Linked DNA regions of Mus musculus: region 1 is linked to region 2. A link is a loop called in an ENCODE intact Hi-C map of the cell type or tissue named here. Cell type or tissue: left cerebral cortex. All regions are shown on one strand.

The links. A loop is a pair of places that touch in the nucleus more often than their neighbours do. Peaks named below come from ENCODE experiments on the same cell type or tissue, not always from the same donor. Only the 100,000 strongest peaks of a DNase experiment are listed, where the experiment ranks them.
Region 1: it touches region 2 in a loop (2.8-fold over the local background); 19 of 42 quality-filtered maps call a loop at or near these places.

Annotation. Positions count from the first base shown.
Region 1 is chr8:40,184,684-40,192,683 of GRCm38, reverse strand. No RefSeq gene overlaps it. Among named protein-coding and RNA genes, the nearest start is that of Fgf20, 98 kb to the left of the region's middle. In left cerebral cortex, a CTCF peak has its summit at 4,969; a DNase peak (open chromatin) is centred at 4,967.
Region 2 is chr8:40,385,189-40,393,188 of GRCm38, reverse strand. It overlaps Micu3 (mitochondrial calcium uptake family, member 3), which reads right to left. Exons shown (of 15, transcript NM_030110.2): 15 at 6,881-8,000. Among named protein-coding and RNA genes, the nearest start is that of Zdhhc2, 35 kb to the left of the region's middle. In left cerebral cortex, no CTCF peak of the experiment used is centred here; DNase peaks (open chromatin) are centred at 4,054 and 4,529; H3K27ac peaks cover 1,213 bases.

The sequences.
Region 1 (8,000 bases), 200 kb after region 2:
CCTCTACCTGTATTGATGAAGTTCTCATTGATAACATAGGAACAAAGCAGTCATATATATCTTGTTTTGTCATAAATCATGTTCCATCTCTGCTACATACCCTCAAGGGAGAACAGGGCTCTTTAAACAGAACTCATGTCCTGACTCCAGATGGAAACTTAATTTCCCATCCCAGTTCAACCATGTGGAGTTTCTGTGGTTAGTCTGGTGACTAAACAGTTGAACTACAGCTGCTACTTTGATAATGGTTCACTATCACTTTGCTTACATAACAAAAACACTCCTGAGCACCCCTGAGCACTCTGGCAGAACAAAGGCAGGTGAGGAGAAAAGTTCTGCCTTAGGGGAGAAACATTTGCCTGCTCCCCATTTTGTCTTTTCAGGCTTTGAACTCTCACTTTTAAAATATCTTCAATGCAGGTCATTGAGAGATAATACTCACACGGAAGAGGCAGTAAGCAACAAGCTATTTTTGACTTCAGCTATTTTGGAGTTTTTAAGCCCAGGAGAGATGAGTCTTAGATCTGACACCTGTTTACCCATTATGGGAGTTACCAACATTGTATTCAATATAAAATGAAATAATTTAAGTCTTATAACTCTAAAAATACTCTCTCTCTCTTGTACTTTCTCTCACCCTCTCTTGCTCTCTCATTCTCCCTCTGTCTTGCTCTCTCTCTCTCTCACTCTCTTGCTCTCTTTCCTTTTCTTCTCATCTCCCTCATCTACTTCCCATCCTCTCCTCCCTCATCCTTCTTCTTCAGGCAAATTGCACCTCCCATCAACTTATTTCATTAATTCCTTAACTGAACTTACAAATAGACTTACAGATGTAAAAAAAAATGTTTTTATTAAGATGAAATTTTGTTAGTACCAATTTATTTTCTCTTACTTTGAAACCTCCGTGAAGGAGGCTCCTTGCTATAGGATATATTTTTAAACACACACTTCACTTCCTTTCGTGACACTGGCTTCCAGTTTTATGCATGCCATAGGCAGAAAAAGTCCAAGTTACTGTTGAATGGCAGTATTTGTTCTTTGTTCACAGAATTTTTCCAGAGATTGGGCCGCATACCTACAACTAAGCATCAATAATGCCTGAAGAGGTGAAAAGCTCTTGGCTTTGGTGAATGGAGTTTAGAGTGACAAAATCCCCTGCTGCTGAGTTTGTGGGGCGATGTTGGCGGGGGGGGGGGGTGCTCTTGGACTGTAAACCTTCTTGTCTTTCCTTAATCAGATAAGCTCCCTGGCTGATACACAGGCCTTTTATTTTCAGAGACAGTTCTGTTTTCTTCCCACAAGTGACTTTGTGAAGCATAAGAAGCTGGGTTAGTCTATAAGGGAAGTGTGCTCCATTCTCATGATCCTAGCCACTTTATGTATAGGAAAGAAAGACAATTACAATAAAGTGGGCATATGGGGTTTTAAATTTTGTTTTGTAAAGAAATCTTAAGTAAAAAAAATTTCCTGCTTTGATGAAGTAGAATTAGACTATTATATTAAGAGGTATTTGTTTCATCTTTCTTCTTGATTGTAACTATAAACCATTAACAAAGTAACCAAATGTGCCTCTACCACATGAGAGAAGCTTAATTATAACTATATAGACACAGCTCTAATTTCATAACAATAATGCATACTTTATGTTTTTAATTTGGCACTTATAGTACCTGGCCCCTTCCAGTGCTTGAATGCGGAAGTAGAGTTTTTAACTAGAATGTCACACATTTGAGTTTTTTTTTAAATATCCAATATCTACCAAGTTTCTGGCAGTAGCAGTCTTTCTTTTGCTTCTTCTTCCCCCTTCTCCTTCCTGTGTTAATTAATTTTGCATTGCTGGGACCAAAACAACTACAGAAACAGCTAAAGGAGGTATGATTTTGGGCTCTAGATTTTAGCTGTCTTAATTCATGGCTTCTTGATTTGACTTCATTGATTCTGGGCATAGGATAAGGCAAAATATGATGATTTTCACCACTCTATGGAATATAGGAGCAGAGAGCAAAAAAGGAATGGGACCAGGGCCAGGGTTCTCCCAAAGCCTCCGCCATACCAGCCTGATTCCCTCCACTGGGACCCTACCTTCTGAAGCTTCCGGGATCCCCCCAAACAGTGTGTCCCTCTGAAGTCCAAACCTTCAATGACAGAAAGGTTGTGGAACATCTGGCGTCAAATGGTGACTATTTCTCCTCCTTTTTAATTAAAAAGCTTTCTTGAGCTGCTAGCTACATAAATTATTTTTTATAAGTTATGTAAGTATTTCTTTGTCAGAGCCTGGTGTATACTCTTAAGATATTTTGTTAGTTGCCAGACCTCAACAACTTAACCAATTTATTACTTATATTCACACAAATTTTTATTTTTATGAACTATGCTTATAGTAATACATACAAAGAAGAAACTGAGGCATCCACAGATGTGATTAGAAGCTTCTGACACCATCTTCACTGGTGTCTACCCTCGTGGTTCTGTAAGAAAAAGTACTCGATTGACTCAAAGTTATAAATAAACTTAGTAATCATAACAAAGTTGAGCACCAATTCAAGTCTTCTAACATCATATCTAGTACTTTTTCCATTGTGATGTTTCTCCAAACTCCAGGTCATTTTTTTATTTTTTTTGGTATTTGGGGCTATTAACCAAAGATGGCAAGGAATTAATAGCTGCAACGCACCACATGCATAAACTCATGTAGCCTTTACAACTCTTTACAGTAAGAAATGGCTTCTTAATTTTTACAAATTAATAGATAACTCTAATGGTTATCTCAGCAAAATTGTTAAATACAAACAGAATATTACTCAGCTCTTAGACTCCATTATGGTCTATTTTTATATTATTTGATAATAGTGAATAAAGTGAGAGGATTTATTATTGAGGTATTTTCTCTTTATATTTTTGTTTTCTTCTGCATGTTTGGTCTTAAAGCTCCTACCACATGTCAAGGTGACTTGGAGGATTCCTCTTTGTGTCATCTATTATCTGCTCCAGGAAGCCCATCTTGGATTCTCATTGCCATTATCCCAACATCCATGCATACCTTCAACATAACATGCATCTCACCGTGTTTCACCTGCTTGATTAAGCATCTCCCCGACCACTGCATTCTATGAATTTCTAGATGTATTGGAAGACTGTTATAATTTATTTTAAAATTCATTGCCTCATAAAAGTTTCTGGTTCATAATGAGTGCTCAATAAATATTACATAAATGAGTGAAAGGATGAATCGATTGATGGGTGGATGAGATGCCGGGGCCTCAGACCCTTGCAGTTGGCTCATCAACAACTCTGTAAAGCTTGTGAAGTTTTCACACGATCTATAGTTAGAGAATAGGATGAAAGTCCCTTTTATTCTCTCTCTTTCTACCATGAGTTACTTATTTGCATCTTTTAGAGTAAGTCAAGAAGATGAAGACGAATGTGACACTTTTGATGAAATGGGTATTCCAACTATTTACACTACTTGTAGAGTCGAGTGTAGAGGATAATGTGTCCTTAAATTCTGTATTTTGAGTACAAAGTAAAGGCTTTACCAATAAGACAGGAGAAGTCTATTGAGTTAGGGATTCTACAAGGCACTTCTGAGGATATAAAAGGATTCTCAAATGAAGGTGGAGAGTTTGTTACAAATGACAGACTTAATTTTAATCCCTTTAATGGAAAAATCTGAATTAGTCAAATATATTTGCTATGCAGACAAATTATAAAATATATTTAAGTGCTGGATATCAACTATAATCACCTCATTCTCAGATACTTTCTGAAAATAAAAATTGGAAATAATTCTAATTATCTGTGTATATTATTGATATCATGCCTATGAGAAAATAGATATTCTGAAAATTACTAGACACTAATTCTCTCTCTCTCTCTGCTAAGTAGGATGCCCATGGGTCATTTTAAACTCACACTCTTTTGATGAGGTGGAAGGGAGTCCCATGACCTCCACAGCAGACTTGCTGATAAATGTGGCCTATTATCAAACTTTAAAATACCCAAAAGGTATAAGTACAGTTAAGTCTGTAAGTACTTGTGAATATCGCCATTTATAATATTTAACATTGACTGTCAATTTGGCAAAGTTCAGGATCACCATGGAAACCATTGGGGATATTTATTTGGGATTTTGTAGATGAGGTTAAATGAGATGGGATGACCCCCTTGTTGATGTGGATGAGGCCGTTGCATGGGCTGGGATCCTAGACTGAATAAAAAGAAGAAATTGATCTGAGCGTCAGTGCTCGTCTCTCTCTGCTTGGCTGCAGATGCAAAGTGACCAGATGTCTGTGGTTCCTGTCACCGTGGCTGTCCCTCCCTTTGTCTCACTATCCTTGAAGTGAGAGCCAAAAGAAATCCTTTCTTCCTTAAGCTACTTCTTATCAGTTGTTTGATCACAGAAGTTTTAAAAGTAATTAATACTCACTTCTAAATAGTTATCCACAGAGCAGATATACGTATGTCTAAATGCACATCACACAAATGGCCCAAATCAAGTGTGTCCCCTGATACTGTTTAAAGTTATTTGAGAATTGAGCAATTTTGAAAGACGGTGTTTGCCACTTTTGATCAAAGGCAAAGCTGGCAGAATACTAGAAACCCAAGTTCCTTCAGGCTTTTGGAAGCTATTCCCTTGACTGAAGAACTTTTAAAACACACAGAAAATGTCGATATCATTAACTAATGGATAAAACTTTTTAAATACTTTAAAAATGTATCTGACTAAATATGGATGAAGCTACTTCAGGGTAAAAATACATATGTAATAAATATTAATGGATATTTCCTTTCAGAGATACAACGTATTCCTCCCAGAAGTGTTAGATTTTTGCAATTCTAATTATTGTATGTTCTTTAATTCCTAACAGAATCTGATACTCTGAAATATATGGAAGCATCTGTTTGCCTCCCGTTTTCTACTGAGCAGCTGTCCCGTTCAATGCTACACACATGCTCTAGCGCCATCTAGCAGACATCCAAGGAAAATCATTGCAGCGTCTAAATTCCAAGTATTATATTCCTTAAGCTTGTTAAATTTACCTTTTCTCTTCTTTTTAAACATAGCCAATGATGGTATTTCTTGACCAAAGTCAAATAGTATACTGTACTAAAAATAGTCCTATACATATGAAGTGTATATTCATTAGTGTTTAATTTCCTAGTACATAAAACCAAACCAAATCAAACCAAACAAAACCACCACCAACCACCGCCGCCACCACGGACAACAACCACTCTGGGAATGTGTCGGTACAACATATATGGTTCTGATCGGCTTTGCATTCCTGAGAACATGGTCCTCGAATGACTAAAATCACAAGGTTCACACATGAATTATTATTTTGATGGTCAAGACTAGGTTAGTATAGGCACATAATCTGCCAGCAGTCAGCAACCTTAACAGATGGACTTCATAGAGCAAGGAGAGCAGGTAGAGAAATGACCAAAGTGAGCTGGGGAGCACTGAATACAGAAGCGGCATCTGACGAGATTGGGCGCGTTCGGAGTGGGCGGGGAGGCAGGAGTGGGTGGGTGGGTAGGGGCACGCCCTCATAGAAACAGGAGGAGGGAGGATTGGATGGAGGATTCTGGGCGGGGGGGGGGCATCAGGAAATTTGAAATGCAAATAAATAAAATATCCAATAAAACAAAACAACAAAAACAAAAACAAAACAAAAGCAGGATCTGAGAGTCTGAAGATGATTTTAAAGAGGAGACTCAGACCAAAGGGGGAGGGGGCGGGCTCCCTTTAGGAGACTTGAAAAGGAGGGCATAGAAAGAGGAGACAGGAGACACTAACTGAGAAATCAGACCAAGGGACAGACAGGGCCATTGCGGGGTAAAGAAAGAGAACAGAAGAAGTTGAACAAAAGATCACATAAAGGAAGAATCAAAGCAGAAAATTGAGAATAGAGATTCCTTTTCACCTTTACAGCTGACATTCTTATGTGATCCTGCCTATTCGAAAATCAGGGTCCACACACTGGAACCAAGTCAACACTGGATAGTTAACCAACCCTATTAGCATTCACTTTCTTGATCTTAAAGTGATAGGCAGAAATTCACACCAGTTGTCAATCCATTTTCAAGGAATAAGTTAGATTTTTGTTCCTGTTGTTCATCTCCCAGATCAGTTAATGGCCTCAAATGGAAAAAAAAAATTACCTAAAAAGAAGTGAGATTCAACGTGATAAATACTTTATATTTGCTACTAATTTGCAAAATCAGAGATATTCTGACTTGTTCATGGGTGGCCAAAAGATGCTGAGAGATACCCATCGATTTCTCTGTGAAAGTAGATAGATAGTCTTGCTGTATAAAATTCTCATTTCAAACGGCTGCTCTTACAGACCTCTAAGCACATCACACAATGAGGCAATTCACTGTAACACAACTTCAGGCATTTCTTGAAATTCCTGAACGTAAAAGACTATAACAAGGGTGGGGGATTGGACAAGAGTTTTTAAATTGTTGTTTTAAACTTGAAACTCAACTTTGACTTTTTAGATTTTCATGAAAAAAAAGTTTGTCATTTCTTGTATAGTAATGTGTGTCACATAATTTTTCAGGATTCTCTCCCTAGTTCTTTCGGACAAGATTTCTGTTCCTTTTACCCCTTAACCATCTTTGTTTTATTCCATTTGTAAAATGTATAGGAAACTGTTCACTAATGAAACCTTTACCAATACCTGTCAGTTCTCATACAGTAACTCTGTGTCTCCCCCCCTCCCATTTACCACTTCCATTGCCCCACTGTATTTTGAGTTTTGGAAATAGGCCACTCAGAATGATGCTTTTCATTTCTAGATAGATTTTCACTAATTTACATCCTGTTATGAACTAATCATTTAAGAGATGAGAAGGCCAGTTAATGAACTGGATCCAGTTAGTGAACTAATCACTAAAATACAGGAAGATGTTGAGTGAGGAAGTAATTCCTTACAGACTTGTTTTGTAAATGTATTTAAGTAGGGGTTGCTAAAGAGATTTTAAAGATCAGCGATCAAGTGAGCTGGGGTAAGGGGTAAAAGTGCTTGCTGTTAAACCTGATGCCCCGAGTCTTATGCTCAGAGCCCATACGGTAGAAAGAAAGAACTAAGTTCTACAACTTGCTGTTGATCTCCACATATGCCATGACACATAAAACACTCACCCACATGAACACAAAATACAGAGAAACAGCTAAATAAAAACAATACATTTTAGAAAGAGAACATTTAAAGATTTAAAAGATAGAACATCGAACATGTGCTGTACATTTTGGCATGAAATTTCCCCCACTGGGGCAGATATTTATAGGAGTCTGGTGTTCCTTCCATGCGTTCTCTCTGCATGTAGTGTTGCTGTTCTGAGAGCACAAAAAGATTTGTGTGTGTGTGTGTGTGTGTCATTTAGACTCACCGGTTGTGAAACCGTGGTGTTCTTCCACTTGAGGACTACCACTTCTTACTCCCACTTCCACGAGGCTGAGTGATCTCTTACATGGACTGAGAGCTGAGACCCTGTGGGTCGCTGCTTGCCAAGTCTTTCATCTAGTACAAGTCTGCATCCTTTTTTGTGGCATTTTGGGGGATGGTGAGGCTTTTGTGAAGAATGATAAATTCAAGTGTTATTACTGTTAATTAGTAAAAATGATAGTAGATAAAATTAATTATGCACTAAGGTGAGTAAGACATGTTTATATAATTATGAGGGCAGTACTAACAAGAATTTTACTATTACTATTACAAGTAGTACTAAAATGATAAATGTCAGTTGCTTCTGAAGGTACTCAACATGGTGCATCTATTATTAGTCATGGTGATGTATAAACTTGGCTTCATTCTTGCCTCCATTTACTGCCACTTGATTCCAAGGTCATGGACTTTACTATCACATCCTCCATATTGCTGACTATTAAGAAACCGTAAAAAACAAAACAAAACAAAACAAAACAAAACAAAACAAAACAAAACAACAACAACAACAAACACCCTATTTTCAAGAAACAAAGATGAAGG
Region 2 (8,000 bases):
CCCATTGTGGAAGGTGCCACTCCTGCACAGGTCAGCCTAGGGTATACAAGACGCAGGCTGTGCAGGTGGGACTGGGGTATACAAGACGCAGGCTGTGCAGGTGGGACTGGGGTATATAAGGAGGCTGTGCAAGCATCAAGCAGTGTTTGTCCATGGCCTCTGTATCAGTTCCTGCCTCCAGGTTCCCAACTTAAGTCTTTTTTCTGACCTCCTGGGAGGATGGACTGACTATAAGGTGTAAGTGGCAATAAGCTCTTTGGCCACGGTGTTTTATCACACAACAAACCACAACTAAGACAAATGCCACTTTCTTGAAGGTAGGGATTTTGTTGGCCTTAATTTCATGGCTCCCGGTACTCAGCAGATGTTGGGGCTTCTCTGTGTAGTTTTCATTGGTGCTCTCCCCAAACTAACAAAGTGACCTTGGATTGTGGCCTCGTTTCTGCCATTCCATCAATTTATTTCTCCTTTGAGTTCTTACTACCTACAGTGGACACCAAGGCAGAAAGCCAGACTGAAAGACGAGGGGAACATAGTTTACTGTACAATGCTGTAGCTGTTTATGGTGGGAGATCCATTTGATACCACGTACTTGGCCACAACTATCCAGTGTGATTTAGATTTCAGCTAATATTTTCTAGAAATTTTACCTAACTAAACTTACTTAATTCCTAGGGTTTTTTTTTTTAATTTGGTTATTTTATTTACATTTCAAATGTTACAACCCTTCCTGGTTTCCCCTTCAAAAACCCCCTATCCCACTCCCTCCTCCCCTGCTTCTATGAGGGTGCTCCCCCACTCACCCACCCACCCACTCCCACCTCATAGCCCTGGCATTTTCCTACACTGGGGCATCAAGCCTTACAAGACGAAGGGCCTCCCTCCCATTGAAGCCAGATAAAGCCATCCTCTGCTAGATATGCAGCTGGAGCCATGGGTCCCTCCATGTGTATTCTTTGGCCTAGTTTTTAAGAAAATATTCTCTGCAGTTCCTCGGTTTATTTCATGTGTATCTCCTTTGGATTTTGTCCTCCGTCCTAACAAACATGTGCATCCTCTGAGGCTAGATTCGGTGCTGCTGTTCCTTCGGATTCCTGGTTGCTTGCCTGTTCCGGATTGGTCAGTCTTTTTTGAAGAGTTCTGCGTGGGGCTGGAGAGATGCCTCAGCAGTGAGAGTTCTTGCCGGTTTCCCAGGGTTTGGTTCCCAGCACCTACAGGGCAGCTAATGACCTTTGAACCCTCGTTCCAGAGGATTTTATGCCCTTTTCCAGCTTCACAGGAACTGCAAGAATTTACAGGCAAAATACCATACACATAAAATCAACATAAGAATCTTTTTAAAAAAAGTTATGTGGAGGGCTGGTGAGATGGCTCAGTGGTTAAGAGCACTCACTGCTCTTCCAAAGATCCTGAGCTCAAATCCCAGCAACCACATGGTGGCTCACAACCATCCATAATGATATCTGATGCCCTCTTCTGGGGTGTCTAAAGATAGCTACAGTGTACACACATATAATAAATAAATAAATTAATTAATTAATAAAAAAAAAGTTATGTGGAAAGGAATATAGCCCAGTTGTAGAGTACTTGTCTAGCAAGTGTGAGCCCTTGTTTTAATATCCAGCAACACTTATAGGTGCACGCACGCACGCGCGCACACACACACACACACACACACACACACACACACACACACACACACACACACAGAGTTGTCTGTAATCTATGAAAATCTCCTAAATGTTGTTTTCTGCTTCAGCCTGTTGTGTGTGTGCATAAGGCACATATAGGGCCTTGTGCATACTTATCTCAGGACCCCTGAAGATTTCTAATCCAGAGGAGACTTATTGCTACTTCAAGCACATTATTTTCATATTATTACTATAAAACCGTGGGTTCAGAGCAAACTGCTCCTCCATACCCCCAGCTTGCAGGCTCACTACTGTTCGAGTTCCACTCAACTCTTGTACTGGCGAAGGCTCTCTTCTGCCTGTCTTGTCCCCGCGTGCTTACAGCCGCTCCAGTTCAGGCTCTGAGCTACCTGGAACTCAGCTCTCAGATTTTTAAAACGTACTTTTTGCCTTTTTTTTTTGTTTGTTTGTTTGTTTTTGAACGGGGGTGGAGGGTATCCCTGGACACTATAACCACTGGGACACACCATGATGCAGTTGCGGTCTACCGACTGTGGATAGAAACTACGTTTAGTTTCTGAAGCTGCCACGTGCTTGGGAGCAAAACCGCACATGTTAACTTTCTGGCCAGCAATGTGAGTATCAGAAGCAGAGAAAACTGAAGTGTTGGCATAACCTATCTAGCATTGGTTTGTTTCCTAATTTATTTCTCAGTGCAATAATAAGCTAAAGAATACTTTGCATGGGCTGAGCTGCGGTACATTTCAGAAACGCACATGACAAATGAGGGCTGACATTTGGGGCTATGCTTTTACAGGCTGAACAACTGGCAAAGCCCACTCTTTTATTTGTTGGTTTTGCAATAAGTCTTGACATCACCTTCTCCTCTTTCTGAAATGTACTTGCTTAGCGGGCACAAAGCAGGTTTGATGTGCAATCTGATTTCAAAAGGATCTTTCAGACAGCTAATCTTCTGTACACTCACTGTAATTAAATATTACGGCACAAGCGGTATATAAGATACCCGCTTTCTTGAGAACTTCTCAGCACAGAGCGATGACATGGAAGAGGATAGATTTCACAGCACTTACCTTTAGGTTTCAGCGTGAACTTTTAACTCACACAGTACACGTAGAGCAATAAGCAGCATGAAGTAGATGTTTTCATTGTCTTCCACTCAGGCCTAAACTCTCATTTTACCTGCCCTAAAACCTGCTATCATAGTAATCTGTTTAAGCTACCTGCTTCCTCTACCTGCTGGAGTCAAGCTGTTGCTTAGAAATATTCCCTCAGAAACACCATGCTGAAGTACAGTTGTCATTAAGCTTAGTGTCTTACAAAGAAATGTGATTACAAATATTTATCGAGCTGAGATCCTAAACTTTGAAGAGTCTGCTTGTCTTGGTGGATAATGAAGTGATTAAGAAAGATCAAGTGTTGCTCTTACAGAGCACCTAGGGTCAGTTCTCAGCACTAGTGCTGTATGGCTCATAACTGTGTAGCTCCAACTACACACTATCTGCTGCCTTTTTCAGGACTTTGTGGGTACCCCCTCCCCCATATACACATAATCAAAATATGAGCCACACTTTAAAGATCCTTGAAGTCAATATGAGGCTGGAGAGGTGAGGCTGTGTTTAAGAGCAGCTGGCGCTCTTGCAGAGGACACACGATTGGCTCTGAGCATCCACTTGGAGAAGCACAACTAATTCTAACTCCGGTACCCGAGGGTCTGACTCTACTTTCTAGACTTTCAGGGCATCAGAAGCACATGAGGTGACACACGGACTTATAGGTAAACATCATACATATAAGATAAAATAATAAACCTTTCAAAAACATAAATGCAGTTGTGTTAAAAATATTAAACACTGTTCAGCAGTGGCTTAATAATATAAACATAAAAACATAACAAAATTCCCAATCTTCAATGGCAACCATTTTTAAGTTTCTTATGTATATTTCCAGATATATTCTGAACACATATTAGTTTAAATACTATATGTTGTCTGGAACACACGTTTCTGCTATTCCTTGAAACGATACTAAAATAACAATAAAAATACATTTTTTTTAAAGTAAAGATTTCTTTGTCATGGACAAGAAACATGGAAAAGGATTTAAAAAAAAATATTCCGAAATGGGCAATAGATAACTAACTTAGCTCCAAAGAATGCAAATTGCCTGTAATCGGGGAGAACTCTGAAGGAGGTGGGTCCCACAGCTGAGTTCCCCAAGCTTGCTCTGTATAGTATGGCTGGCCGGAGCACTATTTCAGAACCATTTGGATTTCAGGGTCTTGCCTTCTCTCTTCTCCTATCATATGCTGGCAGGAAATGCTTCAACGTTTCTAAAGGAGACTATGCACAGATGGAAGAGCTCAGAGAAAGAAAGGGGGAGTCAAGATATTTTTGTATTCAGCTCTGAGCAAAATAGAAATGAAGCTTTGAACTACTTGGCAGAATTCTAGCAGCCAGAGAAAGGGTCTGTCAGTGCTAACAGGAAGGGGCTTTATAGGCAAACAGGCTGGCCAGGAGAGCAGAGAGTGGGATGCATCCATTAAAGGCTCATCCCATCCACACAGATTCCAACGTGCTGTGAAATACGAGTGTACAGCAAAGTACCATCAGAATTTGGACAAAAACCTGTAATGTGAGAGGCATACCCAAACACACAAAACACAACGAGGCAGTAAAAGAAGTAGGAGAAAATGCCAAAGACACTGAAATCAGACAATTAGACGTAAGTAATGGAGTGCAAGACACAGCACCAGCAATGGATACAAAACCTGTATTGAGGCACAGCAAGGAGAAACCTTACAGAACCAGAATTAGCAAAGACAGCAGCTTCCAGGAGGGAAGGAAAACAGTGAGGCCTCATAATGACATCAAACTTGTTGAGAACGCAATGGGACAATGCTTTCACAATTTGGAGGCAGAGCTGTCTCTGCGTGGACTATTGCCCAACCGTTCAAGGCACAGAGCTAAATAATTCACTCACTATGCAACTTCCTTCAGGGGCTACAGGGCACTCTCACTCCAGAAAGAGAAAGGTACAGAGGCTGTGCTGGGGATGGAGGCCCCAGAACGCCATCTCTATTCCAGGGAGTGGGGCCACGAGTGATGATGGGTCAGTGAGATGAAAACCATCTGCAGGGATTTTTCAGAATAATAAAGGGCTTTAGTACAGTCAGATGTGTTCAAATTCATTAACAATGCACAGTTTTAGAGATGAATCTTAACGAATTAGTGACAGGTAAATTAGATATATGAACATTTTAGCAAATTGAAATGGAGAAAGTTATTAATTTTGACTAAAAATGAAACTTTATAGCTCTTTGCCTTTTAAAGTATACACATATAGTGCAGTGGTTCTCAGCCTTCCTAATGTTGCAACCTTTTAACACAGTTCCTTATGCTGTGGTGACCCCCTAACCACAAAATTACTTTTGTTGTTACTTCATAATTGTAATTCTGCTACTGTTATGGATCATAATGTAAATGTATGTGTTTTCAATGGTCTTAGGCCACCCCTGTGAAAGGGTTTTTCAAAACTCAAAGGGGTCACAATTCACAGGTTGAGAAGCACTGAATAATGAATTCAATTGCAATGCAGTACTAGGTAATTAAAATATATTTGGAGTACAACTGTAGCTCAGTAGACATTTTAAACCCTACAGTGTTCTCATATAAATGTCTTGTAGGTAATTTCACATCAACACCATAAATGAGTTTGCTACTTTTTCCATTACATACCATTTCACTGAACTTACGGGCATATTAAAATTATAAATTATAAGAATATACAACAGGATACTGTGATCCAGAGATAAAGGCTGAGGTAACAATTTTGTGTTATTCAGACAAGCTTCCCCAGCACTGGCGAAGGACAGCAAACCACACCACATTCTCATTAAAACCATGTCTGCCATCTGGAACTCACAGGAAAACACACAGTATCATCTTACCTTTATGTACATGCATTTAAAATTATTCTTCCTATTACTTAGTCTCAATTAAAAAAAATCTCTCCCCATTCAGATTCCTATTCCATGTGCTTGCTTTTTTTTTTTTTGTTTTGTCTTTTGTTTTTGTTTTTTTTTCTACTAACTTCTTGTCCTTCACTAAGTGGACAAAATTATCCTTGAAAGATGAATTTCATAGTAACTTTTTTTTGGATATTTTATTTATTTACATTTCAAATATTATCCCCTTTCCCAATTTCCCCTCTAGAATCCCTCTATTTCATTCCCTTCCCCCTGCTTCTATGAGGGTACTCCCCCGCCCACCCCCCTACACCTCCCTGTCCTGGCATTCCCATACACTGGGGCACTGAGCCTTCACAGGACCAAGGGCCTCTCCTCCCATTGATGCCTGACAAGGCCATCCTCTGCTCCATATGCAGCTGGAACCATGGGCCCCCCCATGTGTACTCATTGCTTGGTGGTTTAGTCCCTGGGAGCTCTAGGGGTACTGGTTGGTTGATATTATTGTTCTTCCTATGGGGCTGCAGACCCTTCAGCTCCTTCAGTCCTTTCTCCAACTCCTCCACTGGGGACCCCGTGCTTAGTTCAATGGTTGGCTGCGAGCATCCGACTCTGTGTTTTTCAGGATCTAGGAGAGCCTCTCAGGAGTCAGCTCTATCAGTGTTATTTGCAAACATTCAAACCCATTTCAGGTGACGTAGCCAGCGCCAGTGAGTTATCTCTGCCCCACTGTATCGGCAGAAAGGGTTACAAGTGACATGAGGGAAGCCACAGTCGTTCACTGTTCTCTCACCATATTAACTCGTCAGCGTATCTTATTTACTCTCATTTTTACATTATCTTGCCACCTTATAAACAAACCCATTCACAATAAAGCAATAAGGACTAGTGTGATTAGTCTCCTGGTAATAAATAAAGAAAATATCTAATTTAAAAATAAATAAATAAATCAAATACAAAAAGAAAAAAAAAGGACTAGTGTGACTATATTATGCTATTTTCTTGGGACACTGACATATTTATAATGGATCTTTAAATAGGTTATTTAATTTTTAATCCATATTAACAATGGAAACCTTGTTTCCATGTATGTGCGATAATATAAGTAGTGGACAAAGATTAATTTGTATTTTTTCAATTATTCTACACACCAAGAACAATCTAGGCCTAAGACATGATAAATGTGTAGGTAGCTATCTCTCTCTAGCCATCGATGACAAAAGTTTCAAAGCAGGTGAAATTGGGTAAGTATAACTCGGCTGCATTTGCACATTTCTATTTCTTTATTGGTGCAATAAATAATATCAGATGAACAATGTGGAAAGGTCTAGAAAACATAATCAATAATAATAACACCAAAATAACAGTTTACAAATAGGCTGATACAGATCAATTTCACATTCAATAACTTAAAGCCAGTGTTTCCTATTTTCCTATGCAAAAGCAAAGTAATGGTTGGAGTGTATGCAGTGTGTACTACGTGCTTCTTACAAAAGAAGATAAACGAATCTATTAATCTTTTGACATGCAATACATAGATGTATTAAACTCATTGCAGTATTTTATAGTACCTTTGTATAAACCAATTTTATCAGGTAGCCAAAGTTCTATTAAATATTCTAAAATTATTTTTCAACATAAAAATCTAGGATTCCTCTTTTTCTTTTTCTACTTCTTTCTTTCCCTTCCCTTCCCCTCTCTTGCCTTCCCTTTCTTTTTCAGAGTTGGGAATTAAACCTAAGGCCTCATGCACGGCAGGCAAACCCTCTGCACTAAGCTACGTACTTTCCCAGTGGTTTTTATCTTTGGCAGGGTTCTTCTAAGTTGCCAAGATGGCTTGAGTTTGCACAACAGCCAGGCAGACTTTGAGGTGACCCATGCTGGCCAGTCTCTCAAGTGGGGTTTTCAAGAGAAAGTTTTATTTTCTCTTTTAAGACACATTATTTTGATGTAATGGATTACATACCAATGATTCATCACTACTGACTGATTGGATCAATTTTGAACGTGGTCCTTTTTTTCAAGAAACAAAACATTATCTCCTATCTATTAAATAAATATACATCAACCTTCTAGGCCATTTACATTAGTTCTGACGCTATAGACATATATTAAATAGCCCATGTTACAGTTCTTAGTTCCATATGTCACACCTGCGACTAGAAATCCCAGGGTGGTGGTTACTAACATCAGTACATGACTGCTGTGTTTTCGTAAAAAAAAAAAAAAAAAAAAAAAAATTCTAATTTTCTGTTAAAATAAAATAACTGAATCTCTGTTGGCTTTGGTACAAAAACAAAACACAAAGAACAGCAAAAACAAACAAAAATTTACATAAATCCAACAACATATATTACATAAGTACTTTTAAAAGTTGAAAGTAC